Linked DNA regions of Homo sapiens: region 2 is linked to region 1. Evidence: chromatin loops called from intact Hi-C (ENCODE). Cell type or tissue: lower leg skin. All regions are shown on one strand. Each heading gives the region's core, and the rest is flanking DNA. Links, peaks and the distances in the headings are about the cores only. Region 1 holds the start of LOC124904879 (a long non-coding RNA gene). Region 2 overlaps SLC24A3 (solute carrier family 24 member 3).

The links. A loop is a pair of places that touch in the nucleus more often than their neighbours do. Peaks named below come from ENCODE experiments on the same cell type or tissue, not always from the same donor. Only the 100,000 strongest peaks of a DNase experiment are listed, where the experiment ranks them.
Region 2: it touches region 1 in a loop (2.9-fold over the local background); 3 of 110 quality-filtered maps call a loop at or near these places.

What each region holds. Positions count from the first base shown.
Region 1 is chr20:19,217,029-19,233,380 of GRCh38, forward strand. The region is part of intron 1 of SLC24A3 (solute carrier family 24 member 3); the gene reads left to right. It overlaps LOC124904879 (a long non-coding RNA gene), which reads left to right and starts at 6,215. Exons shown (of 2, transcript XR_007067552.1): 1 at 6,215-9,968. In lower leg skin, for the core only: no CTCF peak of the experiment used is centred there; no DNase peak of the experiment used is centred there; H3K4me3 peaks cover 200 bases.
Region 2 is chr20:19,347,071-19,363,422 of GRCh38, forward strand. The region is part of intron 2 of SLC24A3 (solute carrier family 24 member 3); the gene reads left to right. Among named protein-coding and RNA genes, the nearest start is that of SLC24A3-AS1, 71 kb to the left of the region's middle. In lower leg skin, for the core only: no CTCF peak of the experiment used is centred there; no DNase peak of the experiment used is centred there.

The DNA.
Region 1 (16,352 bases), core at 6,092-11,091:
CGTGGCCTCTCCATGCGATCTCTTTATGTGGCTCACTTTGAACTCCCTGAGAGCATGACATCTGGGTCGCAAGGGCGGATATCCCAAAAGGACAAGGTGAAAGATGGCATGTTTATATCCTAGCCTCATAAGTCACAGTCACAGAATGTCATTTTCGCTATTTTCTGTTAGTCAAAGCAGCGTTAGATGTCAGCCCACGTTGAAGGAGAAGGGCATAGATACCAGCAGTCATTCAGTGGAGGAGTGTAGGGTCACATTATAAGAGCCTCTGCTGTGGGAGATACTGCTGTGTCTGCCTTTTTAAAAACCCAAGGATCTGAAGGGATCATAACTTGGTAGTGAATGTAGACATTTCCCAAGGTGGCTAAGGTGAATGCCACATATGCATACATACAAACATATATAGACAAACATACACACAGACGTATGTATGTATGCATATATTATCTTTGAAATATCTTCCATTCATGAAAATATTGCTGCTTATTTTAGCTGGTGTGGGGTCTAGAAGTGGTATTTGAAAAGGAGGTTGCAGTGGGTATTTGAACTGCAAATTTAAATTGCAGAGCTGAGAGCCCGTCTTTGCCTTTGTGGCTGCCGATTCCTCCTATGGCAAATGACCACAGCTGTTGAATCCTTCTTATGGCTCAGTGTGAGGACTGCTGGAATCTCCAGCTTTGTTTCCCTCTTCTATTTCCATGCATCCCCACTCTGGTTTTTCCTCTGCTCCTCAAAAGGTCTATGATTCTTCCGATCTCAGATTCCTGGCGCTTGCTGGTCCCACTGTCTGGACTGCTTTGTCCACCATGGCTAGTGAATTCCTCACTACCTGGCTCGAGATCTTCCTGAATAGACTGGGTCCCTCCATTTCTCTGAATACACCATATGTTCCCTTCATAGCATTTATCACAGTTGGTAATTATGTGTTTATTTGGTCATGATTTGGGTGATATCTCCTCTTCCCCAGATTCTAGGGTCCAGGAGGTCAGGGACCCTATGAACTTTCCGTACCTCTGTACCCCAGTCACTGGCCCCATAGTAGGAGCTCAGAAGATATATAAATATCTTAAATATAGAGGCAAATATAAAAGGTATTTGGTAAATAAAGACGCTCTTTTGATCGCTGAACTACAGTGCCTGTGATAAAAGTAGTCATCCTGTGTTAGGAGCCCATCAGCTGACATGGATTTTATTGTCATGATTTATTAGGTTGGCGCAAAACTAACTGCAGGTTTTGCCATTGATAATAGAATTCTGCTCTCAGTCCAGCAGATTCGATATCATTACCCATTTCTCATGGGATAGCACTGAGCTGAAGAAAGGTGGAGTGCAGTGCCTAGTGTCTGTTAAGTGGAGGGATTTGAACCCAAGTCCACCTACATCAGGGCTGCATGCTGCTGCGTTTTCCAGCCTCTGTGGAGGAGGACATGAATAGAAGACGGGGAATCACCCTGCCTTTTTCAGTTAACTGAGGAGTAAGGAGTAACAGAAGGTTGGTTTCATAGAAGCAGTATTTTAGAAACACATTGCTTTTCAACCTTTTCTATTTTTTGCATAAACATATATAGATATGTCTCTTTCCTCTTGGCTTTTCTTAGCTTCTCATCAACCCAGATTTTTCTCAAAGATTTCCTCCACTTGCAAGCCTCAAATCCTTGTGGGAAGCTTTTTTTTTTTTTCTTCACCCTGGAGGGTTGGTGAAGCTAAAAGAATTGCAAAACTAGATATTTGCTGAAAATTCCAAGGCCTGGTGGAAGATGGCTGATAGGACAAAATTTTGGCAATTTTCTTTTTCTGTATGGAGGTTTCTTTTCCTTGAGTGAAAGAACTTTTTGGAGGAATAATAGTACACAGACTTTCATAATGGGGAAACTGAGGTATGGGGTGGTTAGAAAATGTTCCCAAAGTTGCAAAGCAAATGGGTTATGCTGCCAGGAAGGTAATTTGGATTTTTTTTTTCTGGTCCATTTTTGCCTTCTTTTTCTATAGAGCTTGTTTGGCAATTATTTATATTTATTGTTTGCAATGGTTTCACAAATGGGATTATCCTGTAGCATTTGAGAATGTGAAGTATTAAGGACCCAAATGGAAGAAGGTTTTGTATGAACCAAGTGGTGATGGGCTTCAGGTTTCCTAGGATTCCCCCTGCTGTTCTCTTCCTGTTCCACTTCCAACCTGGAGAGGCAATGCTCCTTGCTGTTGCTAGTCCCGGACGGCCCACACTATCCCTTATTGGTTTCCCAGCCCTACTCTTACCCTTGTAGGCTGTTCCTTCATGAAGCTCTCTCAGTGGGATCCCTTGAGGGAGTTCCTGCCCGGACCCCAGTTGCGTAAGACACGGGGACCTTCACCCATTTGTTCATTCAACAAATGGCAGGCTCTTTGCTAGTTGCTAGGGTGGCAGCGTTGTCTTCGAGGGACACCGTGATGTTCATCCTCGTGGTGCTCAAGCTTGAGTGAGAAGAGAGGTGCTGAACAAGTAATTTTCATGAATTATGAGAGATCGGGATGAGAAATACAGCATGGCATGGAGGAGGCTGTGGTGGTCAGGAAAAGCTGGAACCTGAATAATAAAGGGAATAAGATTGAGGAAGAATGGAGGATACAAAGGCAAATGTAGAAAAATAGGCAAAAGATGCAGACAGGCAATTTACAAGAAAACAATTGCAGATGGCCAACAGACACAAATAACAAACTTAATCTCAGTTTTAACATGAAAATCAAATTAAAAATAATGAAATACCATTTCTCAATATCAGGTTGGTAGATTAAAGTAAATTAAAACATGGGCTCACATCAAGGGTTTGTACAGATTCTGGAGACACAGCTGTTCTGGTTCACTTCAGAGGAGGTTGTCAGATGGCACTCCAGACACTGCGGGGGACCATCATCAGGGGACCTGGTTATAGGAATAGACCCCAAATGAAGCCTTGGCCATTTAATGCAATTGACATGTAGAAAGGGAGGTGGGTGGATTAGAATGGCTATATGTAGATATTTGAGACTTGGGTAGAAACTCATCTTAGCTGGACCCATCCATGGACCATGGAGCATGTTGGTCATGACCTTTTCATGTTTAGTTGCTTAGGTGGGAGCTCCAGGAAACAAGGAAAGACCTGTGTCATTCCTGGAACTGTCTGAACCAATAAACATCACTTATTTAAATCATGAAATCTAGTAATCGTTTTTGGCTTGTCAATAGTGATTTATTTTTAGGAGAGAGTGAACAAATAAAGTCAGCTCATCTGTGACCTAATTTAGGGACTTTCACATTTGCAACTTTTACATTTGGAATATTTGCAACAAATATTTCTCTTCCTTTCTCCTTTGCATTTCTGCATTGTTTGATCTCAGCAAAAGTCATTTTCACTTTAGTCAGCCAGTCTGCCATGGAATTGAACCCACAGAGGACAGAGAAAGGAGCAGGTTTCTTGATTAGGACCTTGACAATAGAACAAAAGGGGTGGGATAAGGGATTGGTGACCTCAGGAAGTCGATAATGCCATGTTTAAGACAGAACATGAAACATTTATTTTTGAAGATTTGGACTTTTAGAGCATCTAGGTGGAATATAGAGCTGACATTTGAAAGTCAAGGTGATAAGCATTTGTGGCTGCAGATAAAGATGTTGGAATGGTATGCATGAGGGTAAACATTACATCTATGGTTAGCTCCGTGCTTCTCAGTCTTGTCTGCACATTGTAATCACTTTGGGAACTTTAATAATTACTCATATGTGAGTCCCACCTCCCAGAAATTCTATTGTCATGCTCCCAGTTGTGGCCTGGGCATTGGGATTTTATAAAAAAGTAATACAGTTGGTGCCAGTGTATCTCAGCAGCCAGAGCTAAGAACCAAAGGGTTAAAGGTTATTCTTTACCTTATCACAAGCACATTTTGCTGTTCGTCATTGAGGTACGAAATACACTGTACTTAAATTTCCTGTCCTGGATGTGAATATATGTGTTTTTCTGCTTCATTTTCTAAGCCTTCACCACTAATTTAAACTTAAACTTCTCTCCAGTTGCCTAGATTTCCTTTTCTTTTTAGAGACAGGATCTTGCTGTTGCCTAGGCTGGAGTGTAGTAGCATGAACATAGCTCACTGCAGCCTCAAACTCCTAGGCTCAAGCAATCCTCCTGCCTCAGCCTCCTGAGTTGCTGGGATTACAGGTGCGAGCCCTCACACCTGGCTCTTCCATCTCCTCTCAATATGTGCAGGGACACTAAGTATTCCAGCACGTCTTCTTTGGAGGAAGTCTTTACCAGATTCCTCTGGCCTGCTCTGATCTAGACAGGTCACTTGTAAAGTCTGCTGCCAGCTGTCATCTTCCCATTGCCCTTCAGCTTCATCCTGCATATTTCTTTTAACTTTCCCTTGGGATGAAAGCCCTGCTCCCTGGAACCCAGGTATGCGTCTTTCTTAGCTTATTCCTGAAATTTCAGTGTACATTTTTGAGGGTCACAGCCTCCAGGTGCCTCCTACAATAGGGAGTGTGGAAAGTAAAGATTCAAGACTGTATGTGCTTTAAAATATATTCCTTCTACCTCTACACTTAGAAGATAGTTAGACTGGGTCAAGAATTTAGGTTGAAACTCATTTGCCTTGGAATTCTGAAGGCATTGCTTGAATGTCTTCTAGCTTCCATTGTTGCCTCTGAGAAATCTGCTGCTGTCTTGGTTAATCATTTTCGAAGCCTGTATCCACCCCCCGCCTCACCCCAAGAGCATGTCTATTCTTTGCTTTGCTCCTAATGGTCTATTTTTTCCTAATCTTCAATCACGTCACAATTATATGACTGGCGTGGGTCTGTTTTCATTCATTTTCTTGGATCTTTCACCAGGTTCTCTTAAACTGGAAGCTTGTCTTCTTTAGGTCTGGAAACTTCCCTTTTATAATATTCTCCATCCTAAGTACTCCCTTTTCTCTTTCTGGATTGTCTATTATTTGGGTGTTTGACTTCCTGGATTGACCTTCTAATTTTCTTATCTCTTCTCTCCAATTTCTCTCATCCTTTTGCTCTAATTTCTATAGATTTTTTTTAACCATGTCTTCCAACTCTTATACTGAGTGTTTAATTTCTGCTGTCATATTTTTAATTTCCAAGAGCTCTTCTTCCTGTGGAAGCTATTTTTAGTAGCATCCTGTTCCGCTTCAGTGGTACAATATCATCTCCCATATCCCTAAGTAGATTCGTAGTAGTATTGAGGTTTTCTTTTCCCCATATGGACTCTTTTTTCAAGTTGCTGTTGTTCCTTTGTTTTGTCTTGTTTTTCATATTATACATGCTTTCTTCAGATGTCAGGGGATCTTTGGCAACTACTTATATTTAGGTGGTGCTGTGGAAAAGATGACTGGAAATTGTGCAAAGGAGGGTCTTGTTGATTGTATCTCTGTTATGCTATCTAACTGGGCTATTTTATTGGGCAATGCTTCATATCTCAAGTTTTAGATCTCTGTCAGGGGGTGGTCAGTTTTCCCAGAGAAAGATCACTCAGCATCCTGTCTTGAGGGAAAAGACCTAGTTACTTCTGAGAATCCGATAGGAGAGGAATCTGGGAATGGGGAAGGTTTTTTCAACAGAAACACTCCCCTAGACTCAAGATATATTCAGCCCTCACAACTGTGAGTAAGGAAGCACTAAATAATTTATTTAGATATATAGCAGGACCATCCCAAATTATTTAATCCTTCCTTCCTTCCTTCCTTCCCTCCCTCCCTCCTTCTTCCTTCCCTCCTCCCCTTCCCCTCCCTCCCTTCCTTCCTTCCTTCCTTCCTTCCTTCCTTCGTTCCTTCCTTCCTTCCTTCTTTCCTTCCCTTTTAACTACTGTACACATGAATCTGGTAAGAGCTACTGCCTCCTGGTAGAACTAATGGTCAGAAGTAAAGAGAAGGCTTAATCTTCCCCATACCCCTTTTTTTAATTGAAAAATTTTTTAGAGAATTTCAGATTCACACACAGTCATAAGAAGTAATACAGAGGGCCAGGCACAGTGGCTCATGCCTGTAATCCCAGCACTTTGGGAGGCCGAGGTGGGCGGATCATCTGAGGTCAGGAGTTCGAGATCAGCCTGTCCAACCTGGTGAAACCCTGTCTCTACTAAAAATACAAAATTAACTGGGTGAAGTGGCGCATGCCTGTAATCCCAGCTACTCAGGAGGCTGAAGCAGGAGAATCATTTGAACCCAGGATGTGGAGGTTGCAGTGAGCTGAGATTGCACCATTGCACTCCAGCCTGGGCAACAAGAGCCAAGCTCTGTCTCGGGGTGGTGCGGTGGGGGAGAAGTAATACAGAGACATCTCTTACACATTTTCCCATTTCCTTTACATTTTGCAAAACTATAGTATAATATCATAACCAGGGTAATAACATTGATACAATCCACGAACTTTATTCAGATTTTTCCAGTGTTATTTGTATGGTAGTCCCTCAGTATCCATGGAGGATATGTTTCAAGACCTCCCAGTGAATGCCCGAAACCATGGATAGTACTGAATGCTACATACACTGTGTTTTTTCCTATACCTATATAACCATGATAAAGTTTAATTTAGAAATTAGGCACAGTAAGAGATTAACAATAACTAACAATAAAATAGAACAATCGTAATATACTCTAAGAAAGGTTATGAGAATGTGGTCGCTCCTTCTCTCTCAAAATATCTTCTTGTACTGTGCTCACCCTTCTGGTGATGATGTGAGATGATACAGGGCCTACGTAAGGAGATGAAGTCAGGTGCATGACGTAGGCCTGTGACATAGCGTTAGGCTACTGTTCACCTTGAACCCAGGCACTGCCACACCATGACAGTCGATCTGATAACCGAGCTGGCTACTGAGTGACTAAGTGACTGCAGAATGGATCAGCTGGACAAAGGGATGATTTATGTCCCAGGCGGGACAGAGCATGACAACTTGAGATTTTATCACATTACTCAGAATAGTGGCAATTTAGAACTTAGGTATTGCTTACTTCTGGGTTTTTCCATTTAATATTTTTGGACTATGGTCGACTGCAGGTAACTGAAACAGCAGAAAGTGAAACTGAGGATAAATGAGGACTACTGTACCCATGTGGTGTGAGTGTGTGAGTGTGTGTGTGTGTGTGTGTGTGTGTGAGAGTATTGAGTTACACACAGTTTTATCACCTGTGTAGGTTTGTGTATTCATTATCACATTCAAGATACTGTACAGATCCAACACCACAAGGATCCCTTATGCTGCACACCCATGTGTCTTTTAGTACAAAAGGAGTAGTCCAGTAATTTATGTCACCTATTCCCAAAAAAGTCAATTAAAAAGTATAACGTCAAGAATTAAGGAAATTCTACCCCCAATAATTTTGCACTCTACACAAAGGATTTCTTGCAATTTGGGGCAGGTCAGTCTACATTAGTAAAATTGAACCATGAAGGGTTTTCTCCATGGATGCACTTTTATTACTGTCAGGTATGGTAACCTGAACTACGTGCTGGATAAAGGCCATGCATGGCTTGTTAACAATTTCTTTGATAATGATTTTTTTTCTGTCATTTGCACAATATTTCTGAATGAATGCTCCATGAAAATAGCTTATTTGAGTAGTTTGTTCATTCAAGCAGCTTAGCCATGGCCCTTGCAATATTACTTTCACCATTATCTGTTTCCTAGAGTATCAGAGATGGAGAAACTCTTGGGGACCATTGAATCTTAACATCCTGTTTTACTTTTGAGGAAACTAATGTCAAAGGAAATTGGAATTGGGGCTGGAACCCAGGCTTTCTGATTCTTTGCTTAGTAAATTCTTTAAAAAATGCCAGAAAGTTAAGGTTATAAAAATATTTAATGCAAATTAACTCTTGGTAAAATTTTTTCAAATTCTGAAATTCTTCTGAAATGCTGGAATCTTTCTGGGAATTTTTTGGCATTTAGTGTAGTTAGTACATGGGAAAAATTAGGAATTTTCAGGGTGAGCCACTTCTTGTGACAAAAAAGAGATTTGTTTAATCAGAAACACTGGCTGTTGGAATGCTCCTAGGTTGCTTTAGAAGAGAGTTTGCATTGTTGGTTCACCACCTTCTACCTGGGTTGTAACCTCATATAACCATTAGGATGATTGACCGTTTTGAAAATGAGTGGCCATTAATTCATTTTGTTAGGGGTCTTTGAGCTTACGAGTTTTCAACTTTTTTCATCCTTCTTGTTGGAATTCTGGGTTGTGATTTGAAGATACTTCCAAAGAAATAAAATATTCCTAGGACCTTAAGAACCCAGGCTTTGTAAACGTGATATGAAGGACCTCTTGAATGGCATTCCACAGTTTGGTTGTTTGAAATCACAGGTGTTTGTTGGGCCATGTGCAGGAAGAAAGTCATTGTACCTACTTTAAGTAAATCTGGGCATGAGAACAGGTCAATTCCGGTATTTTCCAAGCATTGTGGAATATTTCTTCCCTTACATATGTTAAATTGATATCATACTACATATAATGTTTTAGATCCTGCTTTTAAAATAAAAAACCCCTAAACTTGACAGGGTGCAGAACAATATATCACCCCAAAAACCCCCCTCAAGCTACCCCTTTATATTCATACCCTTCTTCCATCTCTGAACCCTGATGTGTTTTCTGTTACTATAGTTTTGTCTTTTTGAGAACGTCATAGATGGAGTTCTATAGTTTATAATCTTTTGAAACAGGCTTTTTTCACTCAGTACAATGCTTCTCAGCTTCATCTAAGTTGTTTTGCACATCAGTAGTTCATTCCTTTTTATGGCTGAGTAGTATTCCACTATACAGATGTACAATAGTTTGTCTGTCCATTTAATGTTGAAGAACATTTGAGTTGTTTTTAGTTTTGTTAATTTATGAACAGAGTTGCTAAAAACACTCAGATCCAGGGTTTGTAATTCCTTTTTCTTGACTTATTACAGTGGCTAAGACTTTTAGTACAATATTGAGTTTGAATGGACATCCTTGTCTTGTGTCCCTGATATTAGGGGGAAAACGTTTAGTCCTTCCCTGTTAAGTATGCTATTTGCTGTAGGTTTTTCATAGATTGCCTTTATCAAATTGAGTAATTTCCTTTTTCGCCTTAGTTTTCTGAGAGTTTTTATCAAGGGTGGATATTGGTTTATCAGATGTTTTTCATGTATCAATTGATATGCTGAGGTGGTTTTAATTCTTTAGACAGTTAATATGGTGGATTGCATGGATTGATTTTCAAATACGGAATCAGCCTTGCATACCCTGTATAAGACCCACTTGATCATGGTGTGTTTTTCATTTTGTATTTCCTGGATTTGATTGATCATATTCGGTTGAGGGCTTTTGTGTCTAGGATCACACAAGATACGGACCTGTAATTTTCTTCATTTGGTACTATCACTGTCTGGTTTTGCTACCAGGGTAATACTGGCACCATAAAATGATTTAGGAGATGCTTCCTCACAGTTTCTGGAAGAAACTATGTACAATTGGTGGGTCATGCTTTTTAACTTATCATGGGCATCCCTCCATGGAATTAATCTTAAAAACTAGTTTTAATGTCTGCTTAATAGTAATAATAATCACAGTATTTTTCTTCATGTTACAGCATGTAATGTTTATTGGGCATTTAGTGTGGCCGAGGACTGTTCTAAGTGCTTTACTTGTACTGACTCCTTTAATCTCCACAATAACTCTATAGAGTAGATACCATTATTATCTCCAATTTACATGCGAAGAAAAATAAGACAAACAGTTTAAATAACTTGCTCAAGGTCACAAAGTTTCTATGTGGTCAAGTAGAATTTGAATCCAGGCAGTCTGATTCCACATCCTGTGGTCTTAACTATTACATCGTATCCTTTGATTATGTCATAACTTATTTATTCAGGGTTCCATTTGAGATCCATATTTTGAGATTTTCCATGCCTTCACTTTGATGACTGTTCTTGTCAGAAGTCTTTGACAATCTCTGCCGGTTTCTTTAGGTTGGATTTCTAAAGGTGGTATTTCAGCATCAAAAGGCATGCCCATCGTAAAGGCTCACACGTACTATCATGTAACTTTCCAGGAATTGGAACAAATTTGAAATCCCAACAGCAGTGTTTGAGAGAGCTCAATTCGATGTTCTGTTGCCTGAATTATTTTTATATATTTTTAATTCAATTTGATTGTAGAAAGATGGTGTCCCGTTGGTTTAGTTTGCCTTCCTTCTTTACCGAGCAGGTTCAACGTTTTACACGTTTGTTGAACTTTTATATTTATTTTCTTGTGAGAAGGGTTTGCTCATATCCAGTCTTCATTTTCTTCTAATGAGTTAATAGTGTTTTTTCTTAATGTTTTGTAAGAGCTTTTATATATTTTGTTTTACTTTGCCGTATTTCAAAAGTCTTGTTCATTCTTTTTTTTTTTTGGCATAGAGGATTCTCATGACATCTGGCCCACGCCGTATCTCTTTCCCTTTATTTTTTCATCCGCCTATTCTTAGATTCAGGCTCTTAGTCAACGTATTTATTCACCATTTGTATGGTTTACTTTTTAAAAAATTTAACTCTTTACTTCATTTGGAATTTATTTTAGCATAAGATTAAAATTTAATTTAAACAGATTAACATATTTAATAGTTAATTCCAGAATTGTTTATTGACTACTGTTTCCTCTACCTCCACATTTGTGGTATCACCTTTATTCCATGCCTATTCTCTTATGTACCAGAGGCAAATATTTTATGATATTTATTTTGTTATATTTACTCATTAATTAATTGTAACTTATTAGCATGTTAATTATCTGGTAGGTCAAGACACCTTTCCTGTTTTTTGAAAAAACTATTTATTTATTGTTATCACTCATTTATCTTTCCAGATGAATTTATAATCCTTTACATTTTCTCCAAATCCTTCTAGGTTTTGATAAATCTATAAATAATTTATGGAAAAATGGCATTTTATAATGTTGATTCTTTTTGTTCATAGTGTGTTTCTTCATTTGATAAAGGCTTTTAAAAAATTTGTCAAGATTCATGATTATTTCTCTATTTCTTCCTTACATTTACTGGTGAAGGTTACTCTGGTATTTATTATTTGTTGTTGCTCTTGTTTCATCCCTTAATAGTCTTTTAAAATATTGCTTCTTTATATTTTATTCTTAAAAATGTGAAATTATACAATACTGAAAATAAACTTATTCTATGAATCAATATCTTTAGGTTCATTCTGTAGCTGAGGAGTTTTTTTACTGTTGGAAGACTATGTGCTGTCCATTGGGGTATGGATCCCCTTGGCTATTAGTGACACTGGTTACTTTTCATTATGCTGTGGAAGTTTCCTTTCATTTGTGGTTTTCTATATTAGAAAAAAATCAGGGCCGGGCGCGGTGGCTCACGCCTGTAATCCCAGCACTTTCGGAGGCTGAGGTGGGCGGATCACGAGGTCAGGAGATCAAGACCATCCTGGCTAACACTGTGAAACCTTGTCTCTACTAAAAATACAAAAAATTAGCCGGGCGTGGGCGTGGTGGTGGGCGCCTGTAGTCTCAGCTACTCGGGAGACTGAGGCAGGAAAATGGCGTGAACCCAGGAGGCGGAGCTTGCAGTGAGCTGAGATCACGCCACTGCACTCCAGCCTGGGTGACAGAGCTAGACTCCGTCTCAAAAAAAAAAAAATTAGCCATGGATGTTGAATGTGATCAAATGCCTTATTAACACTTATTAAAGTGTTTAATATAACAATATATATAGAAAAAAATATCCTTACTAAAGCACTTCTGAAAGTGAATCTTACAAAGGCATGACATATATTTTTAATATGATGCTGGATTTTATTTATTTGCATTTTCTATGAAATTTTTGCCTATATATTTATGAAAGAAATAGACATATAGCTCCTTTGCCAGGTTTTGGTGTCAGGATCACACTAACTTTACAAATGAATTGATAATTTCTATGTTCCTCTATGTTCTGGAATATTTTATGAAGCATGGAAATTATTTGTATATTGAAAATTTGACAAAAGCACTTATAGTGCTGCCTGCCTTACAGTCTTCTATGAAGATAATTTTGAACAAACTTTAATTTCTTTCATTGATACTTTTCTGTGTGGGTAATTTATGTTTTCCTAGAGAAGTGTTAATTTCATTAATATTTTAGAAATGAACAAAATTATGAAGTACTTTTTTTGTTTTAATTTGTTCTGTAATTGAGATCATATAAACTTTTCTCAGTACTAACGTATATGTTTATTTTTTTCATTGATAAAATCTGACTGTATTTGGTGTATTTTATCAATTTGTGAAAATTTGTATCTTGTATTTCTTCATTAATTTTTCTCTTTTCCCTTTTCCCTGAGTCAGTAAAGCTTTAATATTTATTCAAAATCTCCTCTTAATTCCTGTGTTTATTTTCAAATATCTTGAATGAAATGCTTTATTTCCTTTTTATTATTTCTTGCTTTATAATGCATTTGATGTTTAGTGTAGCTTTAGACTCAAACTATAAGTTTTGAAATGTCATGCAGTCATTATTGGTACTTTTCAAATAGTCTTGTAATTATAGTTTTTATTTTTTCTGCAATTAATTATTTGAGAGACTGAATTTTAACTTCTAAGTTGTTGGAGTGTGTGTGTGTATATATATATATGTATATATACCAAGTTCTAATTTTATTTCGTTTTGCCTGGAGAATATGACCTTTAATTGTGGCTTCTTGTTGGTTTTGGTTGTTTCCCTTGGAACATGAACTGTTTGTAATTTGGATAGTTATTTGGCTGTGTCTTCATCTTTTTGTCTTTTCCTCTTCATTCTGTAAGAGCCTATGTTTTTTTCCCCTTGGTAATTTGATTTTCAGCACTATTGGGTCTGCTGTCTGCTGCCTCTTATTCCCATTTATGTTTTGTGTTTGCATTTCTGGTTTTTTAACCATTTTATGTCTTGTCATCTCCATCTTAGCTGACTCCCCTTGTAATCTTAGCCTTTTCCATTTAGTGATTTTTCTTTCATATATCCTATGTTTATTTGATATTGAGATTAAAAAAAATGGATTCCAAAATTTACATCTTCTTCCCATAATAGATTTTTTTTTTTTTTAGAAGAATAGTGTTTTACTTCAGATGTTGCAGAGAATTTTCAAAATTGTCTTGAGTTATCAACCTTGAAAGAGAAGGTCCAGGCCGGGGGTGTGCCTGTGAACAGACCCTCCTGTCCCTTCAGCGCCCTCACCACTCTCACCTGGTCACAATTGTCAGGTTACTGTGAGCATCGCTTATGCTGAAGGGGTGGTTGTTGTGCATGGTCCCTGGCCAACCTTCCAGTGTTGATGTTGACTTTTCTAGGGTGACTCAGCTTGCCTGAGAGGGGATCTCCTGCTCCTTCTACCTTGTAGTTAGAATACTGAGGTGGAACCTTATTCATTATAATTTTGATCAGTGATAGTTCTTCCTAGTTCTTATATCTAGAGACAGTGTGTGAAAATCTGCCACCCTGGTTTGATCCCTCCTGTGGCTCTTTCCATCGCACCTCTTTTCTATTAATCTCCAGAAGGCTCCATACCACCCTCCTTTTGCTTCTTTGCCTAGTTGAGTTGCATTTCCGGGAACTGGGGTCTCTGAATGGATGGGTATAGAAAGACATATTGATGGGGGGGAATGGATGGGTATAGAAAGACATATTGATGGGGGGGGTGCCCTTTACAACAGTTCCTTTCAGCAACAAATGCCTCATGTTTCTGAGATGGGATTCACACCTGGGGACCCATGTGCCCTTCCACAGTCCGCATGTCACAATCCCTTCTTGTGTGTTAGGCATTCATCCACACTCAGCTTCTTTTATGCATCTCTGTATTTCCTTCAGTGGGAATGACCCATTGAAGGGTCATTGGGTCCTAATGCTAGGCTAATGACCATGCATCCCAGAATGCCTGTTCAGATTTTAGCTTGAAATTTTTAGTTTGTTACAAAGAAAAAGAAATTGGGATTTGGGAACAACTAAAGCTATCCGATATTAACTACTCTGTCTTAGTATTTTTTAGGCTTACACCTGTTTCTATGGTTTACCCCACGTAATTATCTCTGCAGAACCATGGATTAGGTATTATTATCCTCATTTAAATTAAAGTAACTTTCCCAAGGTAAAAAACAGGTAGACAGGGCAGTTTTGAACTTATACTTTCTGTGAAAACACTCTTACACTATTTTCCCCATGCCAAACATCTCTGAAGAAAGACATTTCTGGATATTTCTGCCAGGAAGTTAGACAAGGAGCTACCCCAGTGTGGTTTGCAGAATAGTGCTCCCGAAGATGTTTACGTCCGAATCCTTGAAATCTGTGGGTTTGTTATGTTACGTGGCAAGGAGGAGTTCAAGTTGCTGATGGAATTCAGGTTGCAAGTTAGCTGACCTTGGAATAGTGAGATGATCCTGGATTATCAGGGTGGGCTCCGTGCAATCACATGGTTCTTGTAAAACAGGGAGGCAGGAGAGTCAGCCAGAGAAGGTGATGTGCCAACAGAAGCCGAGGTCAGAATGATGTCATTACTGGCTTGAAGATGGAAGAGGCCGTGAGCCAAGGAATGGGGGGTGCCTCCAGGAGCTGGACAAGGCAAGGCTGCAGATTCTTCCCAAGAGCTTCCAGTAGGAATGCAGTCCTGCTGACACATTAAATTTAGCCCAGCAAGACTTCTGTAGGATTCTGACTTCCAGAACTGTATGGGGCTGTTGAAAGCCAGTAAGTTTGTGGTAATTTATTACAGCAGCAATAGGAAACGCACGCACCCAGTGTATCGAATATTGGCCATGGTCTAACTCTCTGCAGAGCAGGAACAGGAAGTCCTGGAGTGATTGGCTGTGTGTGCACACCCACCACATGGAAATTTACATTAACATGTAACATGTTATCACTTGATTATATATTTATTAGCTCATTTTATTGTTGTCACCCTCCCCTAGCTAGAATGTCAGCTCCCTAAGAGCAGAAACTTGGTTTGGTGCATTCATGGCTGTATGCCCAGTGCCTCATGTGGAGGAGAGGCTAAAGTATTTATTGGATGATTAATTTTTTTCCCAGGTGACATTGTACCAACTAAATGGAAGCTAACTTTTATCTTGTGGTGGAATACTGTAGATTATATAAGTAATAATAGAAATAGAAGAAATTGAGTTAAAATTATCTACCCTTGACAATCAAAATATTTATTTTCAGTGTTCAGTGTTTGGTCATATGTGTAAATATTATTCATGTAGGTAGTAAATATTTCCATTTAAGGATCAAACATGCAACATGTGACATTCTATTTATTTTGTGATGATCAGCTCTCTTTATTTTATGAATATTTTTATGAATAAAATAAGAGAGATGGTTATCACAAAATAAATGCAATGTTGTATGTTGTATTTTTGACTTTTAAATAGAATGTTTCATGTTGCACTTTTGTGACAACATATTTGAAATAAAGGTCACTGAATTTTTTAATAATTATCTCAGTCTGGTTGGCATTCTGTTGACTGTATAGGTCATACTTATTTATTGTTGGTTATTTAAAATATTATAGTTTATTTGAGATATTTGAATACTGTTAACTGAACACCTTTGTGCATGAGTCTGCTGTCAATCATGTTAGCTCTCCAGGCATCACCGTAGTAGTCCAGTAGCCTGCACTAGCTGGGAAAGCCACTGACGAGGACTCTGGAGTTAGAGAGCTTTTGCATATTGATAGAGAACTCTGTTGGCTAAGCTATCTGCCTTTAGGCTTGTTGCATGCTTTTATAATTTTTGTCTAAATCTATTTAGAGGGAATTCTCACCTGGCATCAGGTGTCCTCACCTTGCCTCTTCAACGTCAGCTTGTGCTTCTTCTATGGAAACTCATTCCTCATCAGAAATGCCCAGAACCTCTATGACAAGTGTAGGCAAAAGCGTAGTATGAACGGGACAATGATGGCAAAGGAGGAGCTACCAATTTGGAAAATGAATCGACTTGGAAACTGAATCAACCCCCAAGAGCGTTATTAGTATCAGACTAAATTATCTCCTTTAACTGCGTCACATCATGACCTTTACTTTTTAAACAGATATCTTGTTTTTCTTATCTTCTCTTCTTGACAGTTGCTTCGGTTTTTCTACATACTGACTGTTCCTCTGATAACAAAGCAAGAAGGAAAAACAAAATTTTAACTGTCAACTGAGTTTCGCAAGAGCGATGAGCAGTCCGGGGTGGGGAGGGTCTCTCCCCAGGCTCCCCGTGGTTGTACAAGCCAGCAGCGTTAACGGAAGTGCACACAGCAGTTCCAAGCCTGGGAGGAGAAGGATGTCCGCTCCAGGCAGTTTAGGATAGTTGTTTTGCCTAAGATGGCAAGAACATCACCCTTGCATCTTGAGCCAAGGAAACCATACATGGA
Region 2 (16,352 bases), core at 5,154-10,153, 130 kb after region 1:
TTAGGAACTTTTAATGCATATTGCTCAGCAAAAGAAGCCAATTTGAAAGGGTTATATATTGTATGATTCCAACTATGTGACATTTTGGAAAAGATAAAACTGTACAGACAGTAGAAAGATAAGTAGTTGCTTGGGGCTCCAGGGGTAGGGAGGAAGGAGGGATAACTAGGTGGAGTGTAGAGGGTTTTTAAGGTGGCAAAACTATTCTCTTATGATACTGTAATGATGGATACATGACATTACATATTTTCAAAACTCATAAAATGTAGAACATCAAAGGCTGACCCTAATGTTAGCCATGCACCTCAGTTAATAATAATGTATCAATATTGGTTAATCAGTTGTTACAAATGTACCTCACCAATGCAAGATGTTAGTAATAGGGGAAACTGGTTATCGGGGGAGCATTTGGGAACTCTGTACATTCTGTTCAGCTTTTCCCAAAACCACTCTAAATTTGTTAAGACCTTATTTTAAGGTCTATTGACAAATGACAAGAAAAAAATTATGTAAATTGGAGTTTTAAAAATTAGTATTTGTGATTATTAACTTACAAAATAAATTGGAACAGAATTCATGGTTTGCTTGTTAAAAAATGAGTTCTGTTTGAAAGACAAAAGGGCGACATTATAGAAATGGAAAATACTGTGTTTGAGGTTGTGCATGGTGTAGTGGAAGGCCACAGTTCAGGGGCTGGTCACTCTGTGTTTGAGTCCCCTCCAGCCCGTTTCTGAGAAGTACTGGGACTTCAAATTAGTTACAACTAAGCTTCGGACTTCACATCTGCAAAGTGAGGATAGGGAGACCTACTTGATGGGGTTGTTGTGAAGGTGAAGAGAGAGGAAGTCTGTCAAAGCAATTAAACAACACCCGGCATGTGGAGCTCTGTGCCTCGCCCTGCTTCGAAACCTTTCCTGGTGCTGACCTGAATGTTTCTCTCTGATTCGGTCAACAGTTGTGCCATTTTTGGCTAGTGATCTGTGGCTGGGCTGCCAGCCGATGACAGGCAGTTCCCCAAGCAGGTCACAACAAGGTGGCAATTGACCTTGCTCCCCGAGGATGTCTGTTCGGGTTCTGCTAGAAGCCAAGGGCTCCCTGATGTGGGGTTTCGGTTTCACACTGTGGCACTCTGAACAATTCTTTATGGGCTGGCAAAAGGCGTTTCACACTTCAGATAGGCCCCAGGAGGATGATTTGCTTTCTTCAAGGAGAACTGAGAATTCTCAGATGATTGGAAGGTTCTGTACTCTCATTTTAGCACCTCCGATAGATTCTCCCACATGTGGCAAACACAGTCATAGCTGGAGGTCCATTGTCGGTTGTTAACAGGCAGTGAACTGTTGCTGAATCAGACAGTCCACGTATAGGGCATTTCCATCATCACAGAAAGTTCTGTTGGTCAGAGCATCTAAAGCATATTCGGCCTCTCCCCCTAGCCACCCTGTTTATCTCTTGCTTGCATTCCTCCTTGGTATTTGTGCTGCTGCCACCCCAGTTCCAGCCCCCAATGCCTAATAACATCCTGATAGATCAATAGAGTTGTGTTTTAGCAGGTCTAACATCATGTTGTATCTCTGGCCTCTCAAATGGCAGAGCTACTCCTCTGCTTGGTGCTTAAGGCCTCATCAGGGCCCTGACCGCCTGTGTCACCTTACAGTCTCCATCCTCCAGGATATGCCGAGGAGTGCATGGAGTGCACACACAGACTGCTTGCTGTTTATTGAGTAAGCTTTGTCAGTCTGTGCTAGGTCTGTTTCACAATCCACTCTCCATCTGCCCTGGTCAAACTCTTCTCCATTGTGTATCTGCTTCTTATATATCACCAGAGACAATTTCTCCCTCAGGTAAACACCTGAATACTTCAGGTTTCCCTTCCACGTGACACCCAGCATATCCTGCTTCATATGCAATTTGTCTGTCTGCATCCCCCAGCCTTGCTTCTTCCTGGAGTGCTTGTTCCTTTAGGAACAGGTGCTCTAGGCCTTCTTCTGTGTAGGCTAGCCCAGCAATACATAATTACCAAGCAATACATACTTGGTAAATTGTAAGATGCTTTTTCCAAGATACAATTTCTAAATTTCTTCTCTAAGAAGTTCTTTCCTAAACTTCCATAGGAACAAGCCAGCATACTTGCATTGACTCCACATTGGGAGACTACAGAATCGCTCCCTCAAGCAATCCTCTCTCCTTGCATCAGTCTCCTGTCTCTGTGCCTCTAGACTAACATTCAGCCACACTAGCTGAGTGTCCCCTTCTGCAGACTAGGAGGATTGGGTTGTGTATTAGACACTGTCCATGCCTAGTTCGTATCTCTTAGGCGTTACTACTTAGTATGTATTATCAGAGCCTCCCATTGCCTGAACCTGAATCTCTTTGCCTGAGGGTTCTGGGAGACTTCTCCAATCCCTAAGAGGACCACACCACCTGCCCCTCAAAGCAGACCAGAAGTTCCAGGAGAATGAAGACCCCTGAGAAAAGTCCTTGACCAAGAACTGATGAGTCAGTGTGTAAATATCCCAGTTCCCTTGCCTATTCGATGGGATGGCTCTGAGGTGCATGCTCTGTGTGGTTTTCTGGAGGCCCCCAGCAGGATGGAGCTTCAGTTGCCCACAGCAGTAACTGGCTTGATAAATTACTTTGTTGACTCCTTTGTTGGCTCCTTTATTCCCTATCCCTTTCTCCTCACATGTATCTTTGTCTTAAGCTCTACTTCTGAGGAACCCAAATTCAGATTGAATGACTCCCAAGTAATCTTCCTTTCCAACTCTCTGGCTGCTTTGGTTTTTATCATCCTTTGATTTGCTCTGGTTGGTGTTTTGCCTACACAGGTTACCACTGTGTGGCATATGTTTCTAAGCTTCAGATGAAATTATTGTTTCACTCATGTCACAAGACTAATCCTTGTAAATGGCGTGTCCAACCAGGGACCCAGCAGGGTGAGACGCAAACCTCGAGAGCACGGGCACCGTTGGAGGCCTCCAGGAGTCCTGGAGAAGACAGTGCAGAGAAGCTCTTGGCTGCAGTAGCTCTACCTTAAGCCAGGGATTACTGAGAGTTACCCACTCTGCTATTTATAAGGACTGAATTCATAGCTAGGGAGTTTATATATGAATAATGGGAAATAACTTTTTTATGTGATATTTCATTTTGTTCTGTAGTTGGTAAAAAGAGCACTTTATTAAAATAGAATTTGGTAGATGAGATCAAAGTTACCTTGAAAAATTACTTTTACAAATTTATTTCTGTCTGAGTTTGCTCCTACTTTTCTTAATTCTGACTCTCCTATTCTTTCTTTTCATTCTTCTCCTTCCTTTTCTTTCTGCCTCTCTTTTTATGATGACTTTTTGTGCTATTGCATTTAGGAAACATTAAGGTATTTTCTTTTTGAAATGCACATACACATGGTATCATTTACCAGTTTAGCTTTTGAATCTATTGGAAGATTCTAAACAAAAAGATATGTGTTGCTGTCTCTTTGCCACTACGCCTGCCAGACATCAATAGTCAATTGTAGCATCATTCTCAATCTTGAGCTCCAGGGCACCATGGTAATTGATGGGTATCAGCATAGGAGAGGAAACTGTTATGATCTAATGGAAATGATTAGATTAGGTAGACCAATGTAGGCAGATACTTGATATTCTTTTCCTTTCATTTGTCCTTTGTTAGGAGAAGGAGACTGAATGATTACTTCAGAAGAAGGGAGGTTCTTGGACAAATTCTTGAGTTCCATGGGTTGTGAGTCTGTCTTGGGTACAGACCGTGCTGTTTCTCATCCATCTTGGAGAACTCCAAGAAAGAGTAGAACCACAAGCTGGATGTTCCACTCACCTCTGTCCAGGCCCCAGTGGCAGTTTAATTCTCAATATGGACAGATAGGATGCTTACCTTTTCTCTCCTCCTGTAGACTTTATACATATTAATGCCCTGGCTTTCCCCATGGCCCAGCCTCCATTATTGACATTACCTGTCCTTAGATGCTTTGATGTTTGGCTGTCTTTTTGATGGTGGCCAATGGTCCAGGCCCAGGGCTGGCCTCCATAGGGTCTCTTGGGAGGGTGATAGAGAGGAGACAGTTCCCTATGTCAACACCTTATCTCAGTCCTCCCCAGAACCTTGGCCTTGTCACTGCTGCAGTCTGAAGTTCTCATTTTCCCTTCAGGTTGTTGGATTTCCTCATACACCCAAACGTGGGGATCATCTCCCACTCCTAAATACTTTTGCAAAGCTGAAGCTTGTTGTTGCTATTTCCTCTCTATTTCACCTTCACATCATCAGCAGACAGTATCATCGCCTGCCTGTGGGCTTAGCTGCTTTTCTCTAGGTCTGAATGTGTGATGAAACAAGAGCTCTTCCCTCTGACTTTGTGACCATCTCCCTCCCCAGCTTCTCCTTCCCTCTTGGCCTTATGTCCTGGCCTGCGAGTCAACTTGGAGAGCTTTTCCAATTTTTGCTGTGGAACCTAAGTTAAGTGATTAAGCTTCCCATGGGCCCTTGTGTGTCCAACAACAGGGTTAGTAACGTTTTCCTCTCCCAGCCTCCCCTAGGACTCCTTTCCTGGGGTATCTGTCAGCATCTTTTATCGATAGTTGGACTGGAGGTTTGGCTTTGTCAGCTCTCTTCTGAACACTCCCCAAGGCTTCATGCACTTCACCTCAGTTTCCACCAGGTGGTTAGTTTGAAGCAGGCTGAACACAGTAATATCCAGAGACTCCATGGGTTTGATCAAACACAGAATGTGTAGAAAATGCCTTCATCTGGGATGCTTTCACACTCCAGTGGTTAGAGAGCACAGCTTCAAAACAAAAAGTTAGCCTTTGTGCCATTAATGCATTGTGAAGGAAATGGTGCCCCTCAAGTTCCTGGGTGTCATAGGTGGGGCTCCTACAAGCAGAGCCTGAGGTGAGGACTCCGGAGCCTGTGTTTTATTGAGGGAGAGCTCTCAGGGGATACCGATGAAGGAGGGAGAGAAGCAGGACAGGGCAGGGGAGGGGCTGCACAGGGAGGATGAGGGGGTAGCAGGGCAGCTCAGCCTTGGCCTGAACCATTGTCGGTGGGAGGGGCGGGGAGGGGGTAGTTCTGTGGCTTAAATTACACCCAAAGTTGCCTTTCTTGAGTCAAGGGCCTTAGCATTTGTACTTAAAGTGGTCGGTCATTGAAAGCCCCCAGGGCAGAGTGGGGGTACAGCCTTCGATGAGGCCCTATCCAGGGGGCCCTATTGATGAAGGGCAGTTCTGCAGAGAGTCTCAGCTTTAGCCCTGCACTCACAGTAGCTGGCACTGCGGTACCAACCACTAAGAGAGACCTGGGCCAGCACCAACGGCAGCAACTACCCAAGCCTTCTTGGCTCACGACAAAGGAAACTAACATTATTAACGGCTGCTGTGAGTAGGTGCAGTGTGGAGAGCTTCTACACCCATCTCCTCATTTGATTATTGAAACAGCCCTTAAACACGTTATTATTTTTCCTGATTTTCAAATGAAGACTCTGAGCCTCAGGGATTCAGGAACTTCCTAAGGTCTAAACTGTAAGCAGAAGAGTTGGAATTTGAACTCAGATCCCTCTTTCTTGGTTTCTCACCCCAAAGCCCAAGTCCGCATTGAACCTTAAGGTTAAATTGCTGCCTGGACCAGAGACACTTGTTTCAACATGTGAAGTCTCAGCTGTTGGTGGGGAAGAGACATTGTGTAGGAATTTCCTGTACAATCATCTTTTAAAGTCTTTAAGGTCATCACTCAGGGCTATTTGCTTTTATTGTCATGTGTCTTGTACCAACATTTTGTCAATGATGGACCACTTATGCAATGGTGGTCCCATAAGATTATAATGGAGCTGAGAAAACCTTATCACCGAGTGACATCACAGCTGTTGTAATGTCATAGCATAATGCATTATCTTTTCTATGTTGAGATACACTTAGATACACAAAATACTTGCCATGGTGTTCCAGTTGCCTGGAGTATTCAGTGCACTGTCGTGCTATACAGGTTTGTAGCCTAGGAGCAATAGGCTATACCTCATAGCCTAGGTGTATAGTAGGCTATACTAGCTAGGTTTGTGTAAGTATGCTCTATGATGTTCGACAACCATGAAATCATCAAAAGATGCATTTTTCAGAACACGTCTTCATCATTAAGTGATGCATGACTGTATTTATACAGTTGTAAATTTAGAAGTCAAAACAAACTTCTATGTCAGCTCCCCAAACAAGCCCACAGTAGATTCAAATCACCAGTTTGGAAGGTAGGTCATCTACAGGCAGGGGGAAGCTGAAGATTTGATATGAAAGGAGAGACAGTTTAATCATAGCTATTTAAAAAAAAATAGTCTTGGGCCATTCAGTTAGAGAAAGCTGCTGCTTTACACTCTTTAGTAGGTGACAAATATGTCATCAGATTACATCCTAGAATTAACTGGAATCTGTTTGCTCATCTTTTTTCAATAGACTTATTGAGTACCTTCAGTGTGTCAGAAACTGTGCTAGAGATGCAAGAACTATTAAGACATGATCCTTGTGCATAAAGAGCTTGCATCTTAAAAGCTTGAACACAAGGAGGCTGCAGAGGAAGACAGAGCAAGCACCTCTCCTGAGCAGAGTTCTTTATCACATTAGCCAGACTAATAAAAATGCATGACCTGATACACTCATAAAAGGATGTTCAACATCATTAGTCACTGGGAAATGAAAATTAAAATTGCCATGAGATAGTACTGCACTAGAGTTGCTCAAGTTTAAAAGCTGACAATACCAAGTCTTGTCAAGGATGTGAAGACTCTGGACTCTAATATATGGTTGATGGACATGTAAGATGGTGCAGCTATCTTGGAAAACAGTTTGGAGTTTCTTATAAGACATATGAACCAGCCATTCCACCCTTAGGTATTTACCCAAGATAAATGAAAATATATGGTTACCAAAAAGATGTTCACATGAATGTTTATAGCAATTTTATTCTAATAGCTCCAAACTAGAAAAATCCAGATGTCCTCCAACTGGTAAATGAACAGTTAGAGGCACATCCATGCAATGGAAAGCTACTCAATAGTTTCAAAGAATGCACCCCTGAAACCCACAACCGCATGAACGGACCTCACAGACATCATACTATTCTTGAGCTGAAGCTGCAGTGTAAAAATAAAATTAAGTTTAAAAATAATTAGAAATAAGTAATTTGAAAACAGAAAAAAATAATTTAAAAACATGCCAAATGAAAGGAACCAGACACAAAAGAATACATGCTTTGTGATTCTAGTTGTATGAGAGTCTAGGAAATGCAAACGAGGCAATAGGAGCAGAAAGCAGCTCAGTAATGTTATGGGGGTCAGGTGCAGGGGGTTGGCCTACAGAGGAGGACAAGAAACTTCCAGGGATGGCAGAATTGTACACTTTAAGTGGCTGCAGTTTATTTTATGTAAATTATACCTCAATAAAATTCATTTTTCAAAAAGCACCTAGAAGCATGCCCAACACATAGCAAATGGTCAATAAATGGTGGACTTCATAAAAAATTTGTGTATGTGTGTGTGTGTGTGTGTGTGTGTGTGTGTGTGTATGTGTGTATGACCCAGTAAGCTCATAGAATGATGTTCAACATCATTAGTCATTAGGAAATGAAGATTAAAACTACATGAGATCATGTAGTACTAGTGCAGTAGTACTGCACTAGAGTGGCTTAAGTTTAAAAGTTGACAATACCAAGTCTTCTCAAGGATGTGTAGCAACCAGGCTCTAATATATGGTTGATAGAAATGTACGATGGTACAGCTACCTTGGAAAACAGTTTGGAATTCTCCCAATGCATGCTAGGTTCTTGCCAGCCTCTCCCCTCAGATAAGTCACTTCTCCTCCTTTGGGCAGCAGCAAGGTACAGAAACTTCAAGCTCTTCCCTGTAAGGCAAAAATGCCAACTCCAACTCACCTTCTTGGTGGCCTCTTAGCATCAGAGAAGGCTACTTCCTGACAAAAGCAATTGTGTTCTCTGTTTCATCTTGGCTTCCTTATGACCCCTTTCAGACTTATCAGGACTGTGTGCCACTCCTCAGACTGGGCTGAGTCAGGAACCCAGCCGGCTCTCCATGCCTGTCCTCCACATGGCATCAGAAGGGAGGAAGCTACATGTGGTTCCAATCACTGCATTACAGACTCAGCCTTTATGCCCTTCATTGTGTTTGGTTTGGAGGCCCCCTCGCAGACTTTATCCACTAGCTCGGTTCTTATGTTAAATTTATGTCTGGGTTCAGAACACTTCACATGATAACCACTGATTAAAATCCAAAAAATGAGACAGAAAGAAGACAGGATAAGAAGGATGACACATTCGAAAATAAGTGATCTTAATTCCTGGGCTCAACATTCTCCATCTGCTAAGATAAACAAGTGCAACTTCCTTTGCCTCCTTACATTGTGATTTGATTCTTCTCTCTGGCCTCTACCTGGAGCTGTAGGACCCCCAGGGTGTTAGCCACTGACCTGACCACTGGACCCTTGGAGAATCCCCAGCCCTTCTGGAATGTGCAGGGATTTCTAACTCCATGACATTTTGGTGAAGAATTTTATTTTCAAAAACATAGCATAAAATAGAACAACAGCAGGTATTTCCAACCTATAGTGAATAAACAACCTGGTGGTGAAGGAATGTATATGCTTCTTTATCCGCACATTAGTGGCAAGATCTGGTAGTGAGCCTAATAACTCCTGTCAGTTTGAATTGTTGATGAGCATAAATGCTATTTTGAGATGCCTGCTACATTGTAATGGGCTGTAAAATACCTGACTGCCGTTGATGATAAAGTCATGGAAATTGCTAACACTGTGTGGTGTGCTGCCTACATTCATATTAGAAGGAACTGCTACATTTGGGTTAGAAGTTATTTAAAAACATATGTATTTTGCTCAATTCACTTTAGAGACCCCCTAAATTCTACCCATAGTCACCTAGGGGGTCTATAGACCCCAAATTAAGAACCCTTGGAATTAGGACCAAACTCTGCCACCTGCCAGGTATTCTCACTGAGATGAGTGACCTGTCACCACTCCTGCCAACAGCATATGCCACCTCCTAAATTATTTTTAAAAAGTGATAAAACATTTCAGATACAAAAACATATAGGGAGTAACATAATGAATATCCATATACTCATCATTCACCTAAGACATAAACTGTTTGCAAATGTATTTTGAAATCCCCTGCAGACTTGTCACTGCACACAGTTTCAATCTGTTCCTTTCTCCCAAGGGCAACTACTAACTAGAATTGTCTTTTGGATTCCTGTATGTATCCTTATGCCTTTTCCACAAATGTATGTACCCATGAACAATGCCAAGTATCAGCTGCATGTTTTTAAACTTTGAGTGAATGAGATTGTGCTATGTGTATTCTCCTGCAATGTGCTTTTTCCTCTTGACATTATTTTTGTGAGGTTTATCTGTGTCGCTGTATGGGACCCCAGTTCACTTATTCTCAATTTGCATGGTGTCCTATAGTGTGGCTCTACCACAGGTAAGCTAGCTATTTTGTTGTTGATTGACATTTGGATTGTTTCCAGTTCTTCACATGACAGTACTCCACAGAACATTCTTGTGGGTGTCTCCTGGTGGGATGAATTTGTCTATCAGTGGAATGGCTGGGGAATAAGGTATGTGCATCCTTGGTATCTACAGGTTCTACCAAACTGTTCTCCAGCATGTTTCTTCCGATAGATTTACACTTTGACTAGCAGGGGATGCAAGTTCCTACTGCTCTACATGGTCATCAGTACTTCATATTCTCAGACTTTGCATTAATAATAATAATAATAATAATAATTCCTGCAGTCTGATGATGTGAAATGGTATTTCAATGTGGTTTTAATTTGACTTCCCTGGTTACTGGTTATAATAATATAAATTGTGCCCCCAAAGAGAGAAGGTCCTAATCCCTGGAACCTGTGAATATTGCTTTGGTAAATTATTTTGCAGGTGTGGTTCAGTTAAGGATCTTGAAATGAAGAGATTATCTTGGATTATCTGGGTGGGCCCTAAATGTGATCACAAGCATCCTTGTAAGAGAGAGGCAGTGGGAGATTAGACACACAAGAAGATATGAAGGTGGAGGCAGAGATTGGGGTGATGCAGTCACAAGCCAAGGGATGCTGGCAGCCCCCAGAAGCTGAGACAGGCAAGGAACAGATTCCTTCTTAGAGCTTCTGGAGGGGGCATGGCTCTGCTGACACCTTCGGTTTGGACTTCTGGCCTCCAGAACTGTGAGAGGCTACATTTCTGTTGTTTTAAGGGACACAGTTTGGGGTAATTTGTTCCGGAAGCCTAGGAAGCAAATTCATGGATCAAATTCAGCTTCTGTTCACAAGTCTATTGGGCATAGGGATGGCCTCTTCTGTGGATTGATTATTCATCAACATTGCCTATTTTTTCTTATTAACTGTAAGAGAACTTGCTGCATTATGGATATTAATTCTTTCTTGTTACTATGTTTTGTCCATGGCTTGTCTTTTCTGTTTTTGGTGGTGGTTTTTTTATATACAGAAGTTTTAAACTTTAATGTAGTCAGTGTGCCATTTCTTCTTCTTATTGATTTGTGTCAGGTCTTGATTGAAAAGTCCTTACTGTCCTGAAATTGGAGATACATACATATCCTGTTATTGTCCGCTAAGTATCTCCTGCTGTGTTGGGGCATGGCCAGCCCTTGCCTCTTGGGTGAGAGACCCCAGCTGGGAAGGGGCTGCCTTGCCCTTCAGATAATGGGCAAAGCCATGCAGATATCCCAGGGAACCTGCTAGAGCACACTGGACTGGGAGGGGGTGTTGGCTCTTTCAAACCTTAATTTTGCCAAATGGCCATGCTAATGATTTTGATATTGAGTTTTTGTAGATATCGACTTCTCTGTTGCTAACCTGTGCTTTTTAATCATCACTTACCATTTACCACTTTTCAGTTCAGTTACCACCACCGTAGGTCCAATGAAGGCAGATGTGCCCTCCAGCTCAGCTATATGTTGTCAGGGTTGTTTTCCCTCCTGCTCCAAGGTTGTCTTCATTTTCACATAGTTAATTATTTGCAGTGCCTAAAATTCCAGTCATGACAGTTTTGTTTAGTATTTTCCTGTCAAAAATCCAGATTGCAGGCCATGACCTGGGGTGCCTTTGGGCTGAGGCAGGTGATACATGAGCAAGGAGGTGAGTGAGTGACCTTAGGGACAGCTGCGGAGGGCAGGCCCCCGAGGTCTAAGATTGGACTCAACATCCACCCGCGCCACATCTGGGCCCTGGGCTCCTTGCTGGATGGCCTGTTATAGACCTCCACTATGGAAACTTTGGTCTCATTTTGGGAAAAAGGAGACTAGAGCCTCTAGCAGAGGAAATGACCCCTCTTGATACTTTTTGCAACCCTGACCAAGTCATTAACTGCCCTGCATCTTTCTTGAGCTTTCAAATGGGATTACAGATGAGTGTATTTTTAAGGCCCCTTCCAGCACCTAAAAAGTGTCCAGTGATACTTAAGAAATCCAAAGGTGTCCAGTTTCACAGACTTATATCTTCCTTTTAAGAAAACATGGTGTAAAGTATGCATAATGTAAAATGTACTATGTTACTCATTTTAAGGTGTACGATTTAGTAGTATTTAGTACATTCACGTTGCTGTACAACCATCACAGAACTTTTACCACCCCAAGGGATATTCTGTATCCGTTAGCAGTCGCTCCCCACTTCCCCAGTTCCCAGGCCCCCGGCAGTCACCAATCTGTGTTCCTTCTGTATGGATTAGTCTAGATTGGATATTTCATATAAATGGAATCATACAATTTATGGCTTTTTGTGTCTGGCTTATTTCACTTAGTATCATGTTTTCAGGGTTCATCCATTTTGTAGCATGTGTCAGCACTTCATTCACTTTTATAACTGAATGATAGTCCACTGTGTGCATATATCACATTTTGTTAATCCATTCATTCATTGGTGGACATTTGGGTGTTTCCACCTTATGCCTATAGTAAATAGTGCTACTGTGAACATTTGTGTACAGGTTTTGGTTTGAACACCTGAATTTACTTCTTTTAGGTATATTCCCAGGAGTGGAACTGTGGGGCAATGTAGTAATTTTATGATTGATTTGTTGAGGGACTGCCAAACTGTTTTCCATGACAGCTGCGCCATTTGTGTTTTTCTTGATGAACTGTGTCCCCAATTAAAAAAAAAGTTCTTGTTCTTTCAAATTTCCCATGTTTATGATTCCTCTGTTCCTAAAAGAATCCTTAATTTATTCCCACCCAGAGATTCCAGGAAATATTTCCTATGAATGGCCTGTGTAGCTTTTCAGTACCTTCTCTCCCCACTGAGGAGCCATACTGGGGGCTGCCCCAAAAGAGAGCTGCCAACCCGTCACCCATGTCATCTGGGTGCAGAGGGTGAGAAGCAGCCCTTCCAGGTCCCTGTGTGATGGGAGGTGGGTAAAGTCAGGGAAAATGAGCATGTCCTCAATCTGGGAAGGATGTTGATAGAGATTGAGGCACCTCCATAGATTTCTATCCTCCCAGTGACCCCTGCTTCTCAAGGGGCAAGTCCCCAGCCCCAGGTGCCTCAGCCACCCTTACAGATTGTAGGTGGTTACCCGACAGTCTACAGAGAAAAATATGTCTCTTTTAGCAGGGGTGGGTGTTCTGGCTCTGCTTTCTGACTGTTTGGAGACAGGACTGGTCCTTTGGGGATGGCTTAGTTAGGGTCCAAAATTGTTTGGGAGGTAATCCCAGGAAACACCCATAGGGAGTGTTACCACTGAGGACAGCTTGGGCTCAGTTTCGATGACTACCCTCTGGGAGACAGTGTAGAACCCTCAGTGTTGAGGCACTAATAGGTGAGGAAGGTGGGGTATTTATCCCCCAAATCTCATCCTACCTTGGTTGAGGATCACTCCTGAGGTCTGTCAGTCCAGTCTACACATGTAAAGTCTTAGCACACTCCTAGGGCCAGAGAACATCCTCAGGCAGAAAGATGCAGGAAGCCATAGGCATGAATGGAAACTGGGGAGACCTCCAACAGTGCTAACACCGTGCTAATAGCAAAGAGGTGTGTAAGAAGAATTTGACAGATATTGCCCAGAAATGATCAGTATCTATATCTTGGGTTTTGCTGATACCATCTTATGTTTGCAGTCAGACACGAATGAGAAGGTCTTAACATCTCAACATGTCAGTGAGTCAACTGATCCTGTCGATGTCTGTACAAGTCAACATGCAAAAATCTCAACAGCCACATCTTCAAATGCCTCCACATCTGGGCCTGTGAATATCTCAAAACTTTAACATGCAAATGACCCAATATCTCAACATGAGAATGTCCCTACATCTTAACATGTGGATGTCACATCAACAGCTGAATCTGTGAATGTCAACATTTCAGCATGTGAATACTTCAACATTTCAACATGGGGATGCCACCTGTGAATAATATGCCAACTTCTCAACATGAAAATGTCTCAGCATGGAAATTTTATGGCATCTGAATCTATGGATACCTCAAAGCTTCAATATGTAAATGTCTTGGTATCTTAACATGTGGATATTACAACATCTGAACCTGTGAATGTCTACACATAACAACATGCAAATGTTTTGATGTCTCAACATGTGATTGTCAACATCTCAGCAATGTCTAGACATCACAGCACATGTGACAACACCACAACTCCAAAAGGTTGAGTGAGCCATTATCTTTCTTCTCAATCCAATTCCTCAAAACCCTATTGAAGTACTAGCATGCAGAAATTTTTTTTTTTTTTTTGAGACGGAGTCTCGCTCTGTCGGCCAGGCTGGAGTGCAGTGGCACAATCTCGGCTCACTGCAAGCTCTGCCTCCAGGGTTCACGCCGTTCTCCTGCCTCAGCCTCCCGAGTAGCTGGGACTACAGGTGCCCGCCACCATGCCTGGCTAATTTTTTTGTATTTTTAGTAGAGACGGGATTTCACCGTGTTAGCCAGGATGGTCTCGATCTCCTGACCTCGTGATCCACCTGCCTTGGCCTCCCAAAGTGCTGGGATTACAGGCGTGAACCACTGCACCCGGCCAGAAATTTTAACTCTTGTAGACATTCTGTTCTTTTGCAGATCAGCACTGGCTCTCACATGTGGAAAGATATCTGCTAAAGCTTTGCAACAATCCATCAGCACTGCACTACATTTATATGGAAATGAGGCTGCTGGATATCTCAGATGCTTCCAGATCTTTGTTGGGAAAAGACCACCCTGAGACCCATCCAGTTTCCTGATAGTGGCTTTAGAATCCCTCTCACAATCCCATCCAGATAGTTGCAGATAAAATGAGGCTACAGATTAGAAACAGAACCTCTGACACTTGTAAAGAGACAGTTGACTGCAGAGGGAAGAAAAGGAAAAGCTGTAGAAAGTAGGATCCTAAGGAAGTGACAGTGGGATTGACTAGGACAAGCCCCAAGGAACTTCCTGGGACACAGCAATACTCTTTATTTTGATAGAGCTTTGGGTTACACAGGTGCATTCCTTGTCAAAACTAGATTCAGATCACTTCAGATTTGTACATTTTATTGTATGTTTTTGAATTGTATCTCAGCAGAAAAATACTGTAAACAAATATTGATATGATATGCTTGCTGAAGTATTCAGGGAAAAGTGTGTTGATGTTGGCAATATATTTTGAAATGTATTTTTTAAAAGATTGATGGGTGGGTAGTTAAATATATTTGTGAAAAAACAAGTATTTTACAATGTTGTCATAGAATCTAGGTGCTGGGTAACATTTTTTCAACTTTTATACATATCTTAAAATTTTCCTAATAAAATATTCCAAAAGAAAATCTAGGCTGGGAAAACTAACAAGTTCAGCCTTTGGGGGTTGCTCTACCCACATCACAGACTCTGAGAATGCCTCTCAGTCGTATCTCGTTTTCATGCCTGATACTCATTAATGGGCTGGGTTATTTTTAGAAATCTTAAGTTCTGGTTCATGTGTAGTAAAGACAGCAAAAATGCATGTAATTGCTTCTGGAAATTTTCCATTAAAAATAACTGCATTAGAAAAAAGTGGATTCTTAATTAGGGGTAAGCCTTAGATACTTGGAAAATCCCACTTAAGTGAAATCTCGCATTCTCTGGCAACATAGACGCAGGAGATGTTATTTTAATTAGCATTTCTAGTTAGTGGGTGATCCCATCAGCTTACCTTTATCCTGGCTTTATCATTTCCAGGGCATTTTTACATGTATCACCTCAGAGTTTTAGAGAAAGGGTTTTTGAGCTAGAGCTGCCTGAGTTTGAACTCTAGTGTGACCACCTGCTGGGTGTGTGACCGTGAAGTCACTTCTTGATTTGTTTGAGCTCAGCGCTTTTTCGTGACAAGTGGAAATGGTAATATCTAAAACACAGGCTTCTTATAGGAAATAAATAATTCAGGCAAAGCAGATTAAAGGGCCTGATCGGCCATAGGTACTTAATGAGATGGTGTTCTCGGCTTCAGTTACTTTGATGCAGTCACCATGACGTTTCTGTGAAGGAGGAGAATGAATATTGGTTTATCGTTTCCCAGACGAGATAGCCGATGTTTGGAGAATTTCAGTTACCTGCAGACCACCAACCATGTGGGTCTCCCAAAGTAGAAGGAGGACTTGAACCGACGTCTCCTGTGTCCCCTGCTGTTTCTACTTCAGCCATGCTCCCTACACCCCCGAGTCTGATGGGACAGTCACACAAACAGAATAAGGGGTACAAAGATGAACTGAGCTGGAATCTCCATGGGTCTCGGGGCAAAAATAAGGTTGCCTTATGCTTTTGGGTGTCACAGAAAGTTTTGTTGAAAATTATTAATATCCATGATTGAACAATGAAAATGTAGCTGAAATCACTCAGCAAACTTGCTGTGCCGTTTTCAAACACGGTTAAGTATTTGGGCTTCCCATGTGTCGCTGGGAAAGCTTGACTTAGGGCTACAACTGCCAAAACGTTGAAATCACAGGATAGGAACTGACAGGTGTTTTCCTGGCCTGTGAGCTCCCCAGGTGGAGATGCTCCATGTTTGCACGTCCTGCTGCTCGTCACTCCATCCCCCGAGGCCCCTCACTTCCCACCTGACAGCAAGCACTGGTGAGGAAGATTGGGGCATGGGTTGAGTGCACAAGCATGGATCAGTAGGGCAACAATGGCCTTTCGAAGGGCCGTGGGCCCTTTTGTTCCCCTTTTTTGGCCAAAGCTGTGGAGTTCCCACACACCACAAGGAAGAATAGCTGTATTACTTGCCAGACCATTCTCCCAGGACATCAAATCTGCCTCAGACCTGGTCATTGGACAGCTTTATGCAGATATCTAAGTTCTAATGAAGACTTTCCCGTCTTCT